Linked DNA regions of Homo sapiens: all the other regions are linked to region 1. Evidence: chromatin contacts called from ENCODE Hi-C or POLR2A ChIA-PET data. All regions are on one chromosome and are shown on one strand. Each heading gives the region's core, a stretch centred on a gene start or an enhancer-like site at or near the end of the contact. The rest is flanking DNA. Distances are from core to core; before and after follow the strand shown.

The links. Hi-C counts contacts between places; a loop is a spot of excess contacts on that map. ChIA-PET counts read pairs that join two places held with the same protein, here RNA polymerase II (POLR2A). Pooled maps may share reads with other maps.
Region 2: a loop to region 1 is called in a map of gastrocnemius medialis, with 9 times the contacts of the local background. The contact joins the enhancer-like site here to the promoter of ZSCAN9 in region 1. A Hi-C loop is called at or near these places in 1 of 168 maps with a recorded cell type or tissue (gastrocnemius medialis), 4 of 37 single-sample maps with no recorded cell type and 12 of 50 pooled maps. POLR2A ChIA-PET finds 5 or more read pairs at or near these places in 9 of 52 experiments (A673, AG04450, B cell and 6 more).
Region 3: a loop to region 1 is called in a map of tibial artery, with 2.6 times the contacts of the local background. The contact joins the promoter of ZSCAN16 here to the promoter of ZSCAN9 in region 1. A Hi-C loop is called at or near these places in 27 of 168 maps with a recorded cell type or tissue (B cell, HCT116, IMR-90 and 20 more), 31 of 37 single-sample maps with no recorded cell type and 32 of 50 pooled maps. POLR2A ChIA-PET finds 5 or more read pairs at or near these places in 15 of 52 experiments (A549, H1, HEK293 and 11 more).
Region 4: a loop to region 1 is called in a map of B cell, with 10 times the contacts of the local background. The contact joins the promoter of ZKSCAN8 here to the promoter of ZSCAN9 in region 1. A Hi-C loop is called at or near these places in 70 of 168 maps with a recorded cell type or tissue (B cell, CD14-positive monocyte, Caco-2 and 41 more), 37 of 37 single-sample maps with no recorded cell type and 44 of 50 pooled maps. POLR2A ChIA-PET finds 5 or more read pairs at or near these places in 24 of 52 experiments (A549, AG04450, B cell and 18 more).

Annotation. Positions count from the first base shown.
Region 1 is chr6:28,223,753-28,226,721 of GRCh38, reverse strand. It overlaps ZSCAN9 (zinc finger and SCAN domain containing 9), which reads right to left and starts at 1,447. Exons shown (of 4, transcript NM_006299.5): 1 at 1,356-1,447. RefSeq lists an enhancer at 1,543-1,642.
Region 2 is chr6:28,103,342-28,106,310 of GRCh38, reverse strand. No RefSeq gene overlaps it. Among named protein-coding and RNA genes, the nearest start is that of ZSCAN16, 20 kb to the left of the region's middle. RefSeq lists an enhancer at 593-732. Within about 2 kb of position 1,535, at least 36 of the 41 ENCODE cell types and tissues checked have a DNase peak (open chromatin) inside an H3K27ac peak, as active enhancers do; they include B cell and gastrocnemius medialis, where a contact is called at or near this core.
Region 3 is chr6:28,123,105-28,126,073 of GRCh38, reverse strand. It overlaps ZSCAN16 (zinc finger and SCAN domain containing 16), which reads right to left and starts at 1,465. Exons shown (of 4, transcript NM_025231.3): 1 at 1,397-1,465; 2 at 244-661. The coding sequence starts at 630. ZSCAN16-AS1 (ZSCAN16 antisense RNA 1) reads left to right here. Exons shown (of 2, transcript NR_103456.1): 2 at 2,863-2,969. RefSeq lists an enhancer at 1,320-1,821.
Region 4 is chr6:28,140,505-28,143,473 of GRCh38, reverse strand. It overlaps ZKSCAN8 (zinc finger with KRAB and SCAN domains 8), which reads right to left and starts at 1,591. Exons shown (of 6, transcript NM_006298.4): 1 at 1,445-1,591. RefSeq lists enhancers at 1,330-1,449, 1,460-1,579.

The DNA.
Region 1 (2,969 bases), core at 198-2,697:
TCCTGGGTTTAAGTGATCCTCCCACCTTGGCTTCCCAAAGTGCTGGGATTACGTCAGCCACCACAGCTGACCCAGACCTAGGTTTTATTCTGATCCTAATATTTACTAGTTGTGTGACCTTGTGCCAAGTTTTTAAATCTTCTTTCAATCTTGATTTCTTTATGTGAAGAAGAAATAGCAATAATGCTTCACAGAGTTCATGGAGGAAAACAGCCCATGAATTAGGGACTGCACCGATCACTCAGAAAGTCTGAATAAAAAGTTTGAACTCACTGTATAAACATCAACTTAGAGAAAGAATAAATGGAAATATTGTTACTGTCGACTAAATGAACGAACCAACATTTACTTTACTATTTACTTCAGTTTTCTTAATCTTCAAAACAACCATTTAAGGTTAGTATTATTTTCACTAAATTTACAGAAAGAAAGGCTTAGGTGGATTCCAAGTCCTGGAGCTTTCCACACCGCCCTGCTGCTACTGAAGAATAACAGTCAACACTGCACAAGTCTACAATATGCTTTCAGATACAAGACTATATTTCATCCTCACAATTACCCACTGAGGTTTTATTATAATAATTATTTCACTAGATAAGAAATGGAAGCCAGGGAAAGTTAAGTAGATTGCCCAAGGTCAACTTCTTTTTGAGGACAATCCTAAGAAGCCAAAGAAGCCCAAGGGAAAAGTTTTCTCCACAGACGCAGGAAGCACCTGAAACCCATGGGGGTGTTCCCAAAATGTGTGTCTCCAAAATGCCAGGAAGCACAGCGCAGCAGCTGAATTCCAGCTTGAAAGGCCCTATGGCAGACATCTGGGGAATCTGAATTGGGAGGTGGAGAGAAGTACAGGGAGACCCAGAATATGCCCTTTAACGGGCTCCTCAGTGATTTGTATGTATTATAAGGTTTGAGAATCAATGAACTAAGGAAAAGGGAATCGGGAACTGCTACATTCTGCGCTTGAAAACCAGTCCATTCAACGCCCCTTAATTTGCTTTCAGAATCTAGAGGTAAGAGGGTATACAGGTTCTCCATCGTGAAGGCTGCCAAAGTCTTAATTGTCCTTAACTTCCTCTCCCGGGTGTTTCTTTCCCTGAGTCCTAAGCCTGTTGTCGTTATTCACCGAGGTGACCCTTCAGCCTCGCAGTCCTCCTACAACCCTTTCTTGTACAATGTCCCCACAGCTGGGGATGACCACTCTGGTCTAGGGGACGCCCGAAGCCGCCCGGCACTGACCGCCGCCCCCTCCTCCGGCTCCCACTTCCCAGCGGCTGAGGTTCACTTTCCACACCCCTTTTCCAGCCCCACCCTCCCTGACCCGCCTCCATTCCCGGTCCCCACAGCCAACTCACGAGACCCGGAACGCGCAAGGAGGGAGAGGGGGTTACCGGCCCGGCGTTGCTAGAAGCGCGGCACGAACAATGGCCGGGCAGGGAACAAAGATGCCGACCTCTCCTCGAAGGCGGACGGAGCAGAGGCACTTCCGGGCCGGTCTAGGATTCCATGTCTCGATGTCCGGCGTTCACCTTGCTTCGGACTCAACCCCCAATTTCCTGGCGTCCAGTTCTTTTTCAGCAGTGAATCACATAATCAGAATGTCATACGTGTGTGGGCCGCACACAGGTTTTAAACGGAAAACGTTGATGAAGCATAGACCGTTAACTATTGAAAATGATGATTTTTAAAAGCATTTTTAAAATTAATACATTATTTATGGTTTAAAAACCCTCAGACAATACCAAAATTAATAAAGTAAAATGTCAAACCCCACCTACCCCTCCTTAGTCCCACTCCCCGAGGCAGCCACTGTCACCGTTAGCCTGGAATTTGTATATCATTGTGATCCTCTCTCACACACACAATGGCATTATTTTATATTTAGCCTTTTCTCCCCCGCTTATTTTAACGTTTTCACTTCATGTATCCTAAAAAGCTTTACTCATCATGTAAGTCTAACTTATTGTATGGGTGCATAACAGTCCATAAAGCAATTTATTTGTCCAGGCCCCTATGTATTCTTTATTTAGGCATCTGCCTGCGTGCTTGCCTTCTTTCCTCCCTCCCTTCCTCTTTTCCTACCTTCCTCCCTCCCTTCCTGCCTTTCTCCCATCCTCCTTTCCTTTTCTTTCTTTCTTGTTTTTGTTTTTTGTTGTTTTTTTTTTTTGCTGTAAAAGTTTTCTGGAGTTTTAGTAATAATAATACAAAATCAAACCAAAACCAATTAAATAAATTTGTCACCCAGGCTGGAGTGCAGTGGCACCATCATAGCTCACTGCAGACTGCAACTCCTGGCTCAAGCAATCCTGCCTCAGCCTCCTGAGTAGCTGGGACTACAGTCACATACCACCATGCCCAGCATTTTTTTTGGGGGAGGGGGGTAGAGACCAGGGTCTCGCTTTGTTGGCCAGGCTGGTCTCTAACTCCTGACCTCAAGTGATCCTCCCACCTCCGCCTGGCAAAGTGCTGGTACAGGCATGAGCCACCATGCCCAGCCTTAAATAAATTTTATTGGTACAAAAGAGCGTAATTGTAGGTACTGTTAGTCATTCATCAGTTTTACTATGCCAACCAGAATGATGGTGTCACGTAGATTAAACTATATTCTGTTTGTTTTAACAGAATCTTATCATTTATTTTATTAAAGCAGTAAGAAAGTATCTTGTGTGTTAATGGAGGCTCCATGATCTGTTTTAACTCCAAAACGGTAGTAGCTCGGAAAATTTCTTTATTATTTTCCTCAACCTAGCCTTCTGAGGGCATTAAATAAACCCAAGCTTTATGCTTTACTTCTTTTTCTTTCAAATATCCAATAAGTATATAATCAATAAGAGCACTAACATGCAGAAAATTTGCTCAAAAATCCTCATCACTTTTTCCACCATACCATGTTCACTTGCAAATCCCTCATTACAAACTTTCCTAACAAACTATGAAATGAGAGTAAATGCTCAATTTCTCTTGGACTT
Region 2 (2,969 bases), core at 286-2,785, 120 kb after region 1:
AAGTTGAAGAATTTGATGTTCATTTAAATAGATTTTTTGAGGGGGAAGTTCTTGAAACAAAAATAATTATTTGCAATTTTTATCTCCTACAGCAATAATGTCCTGGAATAGTAAAGTCATGTTGATAAAGACAGTGGAATAGTAGTATCACATTAGCAAAGACAGTTGAATAGTAAAATTATGTTAACATAGGTAGGGGGCTGTGTGCGTAACTGATTTAGGCAGGGCCTATCTGTTACCCAGGATTAACATGGTGGGCAGTGGTGAAGGGCATGGGCTGAGGATTCCAAAAGCCCTGGGCTCGAATGTTGTCACATTCTCTTATGTGTAGTGGCTTAATCTCTAAATTTTTATTCCTTTTCTGCCGTTAAAAACAAGCTTCTAATTTTGTTTGTAACTTTTTATTTTGAACTAATTTTAAACTTACAGAAAATTTCCAAAAAGGTATAGAACAGTCCCTATATCCTTCACCCAGCTTCCTATTATATTAAAATCTTACATAACCATAGCACAATTGCAAGGCCAAAAAATAGTATTGGTACAATGTGATTAAACCACAGACCTGATAATATAGGGTTTTTTTTTTAAGAAAAATTACAAAAAGCATTAGATGCAGTGCCTGGAAAGCATTAGACTCAGTGCCTAGCACTTAGTAAGACCTCAGTAAAGGATTGCAGTTATCTTTATGACCTGGTCATCGAGGGGCTGGCAGGGGAGACCACACCTGGTGCTCAGGGACACTTCTCTGTTTTTTGGCACACAACTTAGGACCACGCAATAAGGCCCTCTACTGCCTTCTCTGTGCTTAGCTTCTGTTACCCAATCGGCATCTTTGAAAGACATCTTCACTTCCTGGGCTCTAAGGATTAATTCAGGGACTTCTGGAGCAGGTTTGGAGAAAGGCTGTTTCAGGAATCATTCAAGATAAAGGACATGGAAGCGGGTTCTACAGGTTGCCTTCCACTAGTTTAGATCTTTGAAAGAATAAGGCAAAATACAGTGTTAACCAACCAGACTACAAACACTTTCCCTGTTTATTCTGTAACATAAACGAAATGGCAGATCATCAGTGGACAACCATAACGAGCCTCGGACTCGGGAAGATCTGGCTATGTTCCTTAAGCCATCAGGGCCTGACAGATCACAAAAAACTTCCAATAGTCGGCGGTCACGTTGGAGAAAAGGGTGGTCCGCATAGACCGACCAGGTCGGCATCTGTGAACCAGAGTCGGACTTCGCAACGTCTGGGGAAACGTCCGGCCCGCGTGGGGGAGCTGGGCTCCGGTTGGCTAGGGCAACCCCGCGGTGCCAGGGCCGGGACACCCACCAGTCTGCCCCGTGCAGTGTCTCGGACGGCGCTTCCAGCGCGGGGCTAAGCAAGGACGGGGCTCCTCCCGCCCGCACCTGGCTGAGCTGGGGGACTCGGGCGGCGGCGTCCTGCTCTCTTCCTGCCAGTCTTACTACCTGGGCTGGGTGGCAGCTCCAGCCCAGCTCTAACTAGCTCCTCTGCGCCCTGCCTGGCCGCTGGCGGAAGTGCGTCTGCGAACCCCTTCCGGCCTTGCGCCCCAGCTTCCAGCGGCTTCAGAGAGGTGTGCAGCGTGTGGGGTCCCCAGTGCGCGCCGCGGAGTCTCCAAATGGGGTCACTTGGGCATGGGGTTTTGTTTCACAACTTGTCTCATCCGAAAGAAAGGGTTTGAGTTCCAGCTTCGCAGCGTTGAGTCCGTCAGTCCTCCCCGCTCAGGTCGGCAGGCGGGAACCTCCCCAGACTTCATTTCTGTCCACCGACCTGGAGTTTCAGTTTTCTCACAAAAGTACACTTTTCCCAATCACTGTAACCATAAATGGCTCAAAATAAAAATGAATTTTTTCTTGACTCTGGAAAACAAATGTAGAAAGAATCAGAATTGTTTCAAACAAAAAGTCATAAAAGATAAATGCAGTCCTCTATTAGGTTAGGCCCATGTTATTAATTCTTGTTCTGCTTGATGTTGGGTTAGTAATCTTCATGAATCCATCAGTTTTTTTTTTTTTAAGAGTTCTGGAAGTTTTTAGCTAGTCCAGTGGTGTGATTTCCAAAGTTATCAGAAACCTGCATTCAAGAGTACTTGGCAGTGTCCTTTCCATGAATTTCCTTTAAGGAAAATAAAATTTTAGACTGTAGCGAATTGTAAATCACTTTTTGAGAAGTAAAGTAAGACAATAATTGTCTGTGGATGGCAAAAGGCTTAGAGTAGCCATGGTTAAACACACAATTAACAAGAAAATCTGGTTATTTCTGTAGCCTACAAAATTTGCCATAATCATAATTATGACTGATAACATATACCAAGACACATCAGAATTTAGGAATATACAATTTCGGAACACATGTTAATAACACATTTATACAAATGTGACTGAAAGTTTTGGGTTTTTTTTTTTTTTGCCTTTTCCCACATCTTCTAATCAACAAAAGTTAAATGCCATTTCTTATTTGACAGTGTTTCCTGTGTGATTTTAACCAAATAAGCCTAATATGTCTCTCTTGGACTATCAGGCATTCCTTATAGAAAATACTTAATTTTAGAATTTGAAATTTGATTTTGGGAATTATGTCAAATATCAAAGTCTTAAAACCTTTGATATCAAAACTAAGATCACAGGTCATAATAATCATTTATTTAGCCAAAGTGATAATTGAAATATTTCAAAAAGCGTAAACCTTTACTCTTTGAAAGAGAGGAGATTCAGTTTTTCAAACAAGAATCTGTCTCTCTCTCTCCTTTTTAAATTTTTAACAGTTTATTCAAAAGATGAACACTAGTCTTATATCTCTTATTAATACTATATTGTTCAAGCAAGAAAATAAAATTCTACTTTGTATCAGTGCATTGTTAATATTAAACCTAATTTTAATAATACCTTATAAACAGATCCATCTATTCTCATCAGCTTTGACCATGCAAGATAAGATTTCCACAAACTTTGTA
Region 3 (2,969 bases), core at 216-2,715, 100 kb after region 1:
TACCTGATTGCCTTTTGGTAACTTCCCACTGATCCTAGCCTTCCAAACAGGCATAGAATCAGTCTAGTGACTCTCCTCTCTTTACCCAGCCACACTTTAATTATTTGACATAGGTAGTCAGGTCCCTTCCTATGCCTTGTTCTTTAGAGGATAAATATTTTCAGATGTTCTTTCATATGCCTTTTGCTTTGGCTCCATCCATATCCCCTGATCACTCACAGCCAGATGACTGCCCCTTCACACCTGCTTTCCAGGTTCATCAAGCTCTCTCTCCAGATCCTCCAGTACCGTCACTGCCTCCTCTCCAGTCTCTGGATGGTGTGCACGCACCCATGCTTGCAGGTCTTTAGGAAGAATGCTCAGGAACTGTTCTAGCACCAGCAGGTCTAAAATCTGCTCCTTGGTGTGGCATTCTGGCCTCAGCCACTGACGGCAGAGCTCCCACAGCTGGGTAAGAGCTTCACGGGGTCCAGGTGCATCCTGATAGCAGAGCTTCCTGAAGTGTTGTCTATAGAGTTCCCTCCTGTGAGGACTGCACTTTTGTGAGCTGGAATCCTGTCCCCAGTAATGGTCCTCTGCCTTAATTATCAGAAGTCCTTTTTGGTCCTCAGGTTCCAGGGCTGTGGTCATTCTGGGCTTTGCCAGGAGATTTATCCTCTATCTGGGATTGAGTCAAAGAGAATCTCTTAGAATCCTGCCTCAGAGACACTCCTAAGGCATAAAAAGTTGTTACCATAGAGAAATTACAAAAATTTCTGTGAACATAAACACATCATAATGAAGCCAAGCCACCAGAAGTCAATCAGAGAAAACAGTCTTATAGGAAGCTGAAACAAAACAAAACAAAACAAAACAAAAAACAGTGACGCAGGGATATGATTTGAATCTGTGCTCTATTGTGTAACTTAGAGGAAGTTATTTATCTGGACTAGAACTACAGATCCTCAGGTACAATTCTCATGTGTGTTACAGGGTTGATATACAGATTACATGAGAACGTATGCAACGTCCCTGGCATGGCAGCGGGCACTAGTAAGCACTAAATAAACGCCAAGTATTATTAACGGCTTTGTTAAAAGGCTCTTCATTCTGTTACCATGAGATGCACGGGCCAGCTTGTGCCCCCAGGATTCACTGGTTATAGGATATGTGTGCCAACCCTGGAAGGGGATCAGACAGATGCCTCTGCAGAGGAACCCGCAACCAGTGTCCCCCTTCCACCCATCCTCTCCCGGAAGGCTGGGCCAAATCCTCTCCTGTAGATCTGTTGGGGGGCGGAGGGAGGGACAGGAGTGTTACACTCTGCCCGCGACAGGGAGGTGTGGGGAGGGTGTTGCTGCTGACCACAGCTGCGTCTTGTCCCCTTTTCTCCACCTGGGAGCCGGGAGACACTCACCTTACGCGCAGGGAGGAACAGGTGCAACAGCTAGCGTCCTTTGGACAGCCCCGAACAAAGACTAGACTCAAAGACACCAATCGGCGCCCGGCCGCTTCAGCCGGGCACTTCCGGGCCGCTCTAGGAAGCTTCGCCTCTGTGGCAGCTTGAGTGCTTGCCTCCTCGGCCCTAGCCAGTGGAGGACCCGGCTTTTACGCCTCGTATTGATGGGATTGCGGGATCTGCGAGCAAGTCTTATTTGTACTTCTTTAAAACGTTTTTCGGTTTAATTATTGAGTAATATGGATAAGTAATGCATTCACATACATTTATTAAAAAGAGTAAATGTCCCCCAGCGTCTAGTTTGACAATATTTTTCGTGACTTGTATATCCTTCCGTAGATATATTACACCGTTATAGATTGTCCGCGCTTTTTCCCCTCTGCACAAATAGTAGCACTTCTGTACCTTTCTTATTTTTCTTTTTACCAGGTGGTCTTGGTAAAGGCTGTACATAAGTGTTTCCTTGATCTTGCTCTTTTTTAAACAACTGCACGGTATTCAACTGTGTATTATGTTCTATAATTTGTTAATAAGTACCCCATTGGTGGTCATGAGGTTGTTTCCAATTCTTCTTTTTCAAACATTGCTGCAATAACTTACTGTGAACTCACATCATTTTTCATGTGTAAGGATATATCCATAGTCTGTATGTCTAGAAAGGGAATTACTACAGCATAGAATAGGGAAATTTGTACTTTTGTTAATGCCAAATCACCAATCATAGGATCTACTAGCAGTATTCTTATTTACCTATACTTGTCAACACAGTGTTATAAAATATTTTGATCTTTGCCAAATTGATGGGTGAAAAATGCTCTTAGTTTTTTACTCCCTCTTCTCCTTTCTTACACAAATATTGATTTATCTACTATGCCAGGCACTATTGTGGAAGCTGGAACTAATTTTGAGCAAAACAATGCCCTTCCTTTCATGGAATTTATAATCTTGTGTGTGTGTGTATGTGTGTGTGTGTGTGTGTGTGTGCTGGGGAGGCAGGCAATAAACCAAAAAATATACATAGTGTATAGAGAGTGGATATCAGTTCTAAGGAGAAAATAAAGGAAATAGGGAATTTGGGGTGAGAATGAAGTGATGCAATTTAAATAGGATATTCATGGAGGACCTGACTAGGAAATTGACATTTGAGCAAAGATTGAGGGAGCTGAGGGAATGGGCCATCAGGGATAAAGATGTTTCAGGGAGAGGGATAACAAATGCAAAAGCCTGGAGTGGAGTGTGTTTTAAGTATTTTGGGCAAAGGAAGGGTGCTTGTTTTTCTGGAGCTGAGTGAGCAAAAGAGCGTTGGGTGGAGAGATAGTGAGAGCCTTGGGTGAGTGCAAGGGTATTTTTACTCTAAAATGATAAAATGATAAGCTACTCAGTTTATTTTCTTTTCTCTTTTCTTTCCTTTTCCTTTGTTTTAGGAGATGGGTCTCACTCTGTCACCCAGACTGGAGTGCAGTGAGTGGTGCGATCATAGCTTACTGCAGCCTGAAACTCCTGGGCTCAAGTGATCTTCTCGCCTCAGCCT
Region 4 (2,969 bases), core at 342-2,841, 83 kb after region 1:
GAAGTGCGCAGCATTCAAGAACTTTATATTGTTGATGTGGTATTAAAAAGTCTCAATAACAACACTGATGAAAACCAGCTAATTATCAGGTTTGTTCATTTTTTATACCAAATCAGCCAACAGGTCTTGCCCATTGCTCATCTTGATTATTCTATTTAGTGGCTAATTTTCCATTTTTTTAAGTCTCTTCCCTCTCTGATCAGCTGGTTTTTGAGAATTACAACCTATAAATAACTGAGTGCAAAATTACTCCAGTATGTACCTTCCTCTCAGTTTTGTGCGTACATGTCTGTATTAAGTTGGTGAGCACTTTGTGGATACAGACTGATTTTTACATAGTCTCCTTAAAGAACACCTAGTCAAGTTTACATGAGTTTAAAAGGCAATCTTTAAAGCTTCCTCTGGATTTTAAATACTGTAATCCTGTGAGATGCTGAAGGCACAACTCAATTTTAACAGTATTATTTTTTCAATAGTTGTGGAAGGAATGTATTCTTCCTTCAGACTATGTCTAATTTGAGAAATGTTTGGGAACTGAAAACAAAACAAAAAAGACATTTTCCAGGATTTAAAATCCAAGAAAAAGTAGGTGAAGCCAATACTATGCTTTGTTATCTCAAATTGCATTAGCTGAAAGTTTTAATTAACATCTATCACATTTTACATTTAAACAACAGAAATTCAAAACATGTATGTATTTGCTAAAACAATGATTGCTACGTAAATATACTCAACGGAACTAACAAACAACAGAAATATGTTTTTAAAGGTGGTGGTGGCAGTCAAAGTAGCCTGACAAAAATTACTCATGACTAACCAGAGTTTTGGAAATGGGGCCCTCCCAGAGTTCCTCGTTGGCTAACTTCAGTTTGCTTTAACAAATGAAATAGGCATTCTGATAATGTTGAATTCTGAATTACCCTGAAATTAAAAAAAAAAAAAAACTTTCGTACAATTATCTAGTCAACACACCACCAGTTTCTGAATACACTAAAGAAAGAAGAGTAACAGCAAAAATTGGTTTCCATGGATAAACGGGGCTTCCAAAAGCAAAATATGTCTTTTTTAAAAACTGAGAATTTTGTTGTGACCTAAACGCAAAAGAGCGCTAAGTGAAAACAATTCAGACTCTGGAAATAGTTGGATAAAAAATAACATGGGGGGGGCGTTCCCCATTTTAAGATAAACAAGATCGACTACAAAAACATACCACAACACGATTATCTATGAAGAAAGCTTCATAAAAGGTTCCCTCGCAAAAAGTTCAAGGGCAATTCGTGGGGACGTACTCTGCCTGCAACAGCAACTAAGGCGTCAGAATCGGTCCGCGGCGCCGAACACCGCACAGGCCCCTCTCCGGACCCCTCAGGCCAGTCCTCAGCTGCGGCCTGGACCAGCCACAAAGCACCCACTTTCCTCCGGCCCAGAGCCCGACCGTACTCACTGTGAGTTGCAGAGGCGCCCCGTCGTGGGGAAGGGAGGCTGCAACGGATAAACAGACTCGAAGGAAGGTCGGGGAGTAAAGGCGATGAAAGCTGTACTCGGACCAGGCCCCTCCGGCCACTAACTTCTAAATCTGCGGAGGCACAACACCGGCCAGCACGCATCTTGCCCCAAAGGCACTTCCGGAAGCTCTCTAGGAGTCCTGGAGGTCTACAAGCTCTATGGTCGGCCGACTGAGGGTACCGGAGTACCACGCCCCTCACCTGCTGTGTGCTGTGCCTCGGGTTCCTCCCGCGTCTGCGTGCCTCAGGCTTGCGCTGTCGCTGGGGCAGTGAACGTGCTGGGGAATAACGGACCTTGGTGTCCCCTCCGCCTTGTGTGCCCATGCAGCTCCGCGCGCTCGCTGTCAATAGTAACGGTCCCCTGGGGGTAGATATCGGACGTGGGGAGGCTGGAGCTGTGAATAGGAGGCTGGGAAAGTGTTGGAGGAGGGAGCACTTCATGGATCCTTAGGATTCCAACTGGATTCGCGTTTGGCTCCGTTACATACCCTGTACTTTACTGTTCTCGATTCATAAACATATCCAGACCTCTCACATAGAGTACAAACTTCATGAGGAATTCCTGCTAATCACAGTTCATAGTTTTGTGAAATCCCTATGGCATGGCACTTAGGAATAGCATATTTTATTAAGTATTCAAAAAAATCGTAATTAAATATATATTCTTTTTGGATCTTTACATATTTCCCACTCTTTCCTATCTTAATGAATTTCTATCGCTTACAGCATCTGCTTTGCTGCTTAGCTGTTTTAATGCTAAACCTATGATGTAAGCTTGAAGAGTAGACCCTAGGTTTAATACCACAAGATATGGGGAACAAATCTATGTTCATTCTTTCTTTGTTAGTCTTTTTTTCTTTTTTTGCCTTTTTTTTTTTTTTTTGAGACAGGGTCTCTATTGCAGAGTGTAGTGGTGTGATCATAGCTCACGGCAGACTCAACCTTCTGGGCTCAAGCAGTCTTCCCACCTTAGCCCCCCAAGTAGCTGGGACTACAGGTGTGCACCACCCTCAGCTTAAAAAAGAAAATTTGTAGAAACGGGGTGGCGGGGCGGGGCGGGGGTCTCACTATGTTGCCCAGGCTGGTCTTGAACTCCTGGGCTCAAGTGATCCTCCTGCCTCAGTCTCCCAAAGTCCTCGGATTACAGGCATGAGACACCACCCTGGCCCTGTGTTCATTCTTTACAGACCTGTTGCATTAGAGCTTTTTAACTTTTGAGACTAATAGGATTTCAGGGGTGGAGGTTGTGGCAAGTGTTATTTTTTGTTGTTTAAGTCTCATGTATTTATTTCCTTCAGCACCTTTCCCAACCACCTATTATTGAGTTCTCAGGGCTCCTCCAATTTTCACCTTAATTTCCCTCTTTATCTGCTCCTGCTGGTAGCCACCACCAACATTTCTATCCCTTCCCAATTACTAACTCCCCAATATTTTGCGTACTGACAAAGTCGTTTTGATTTAAGG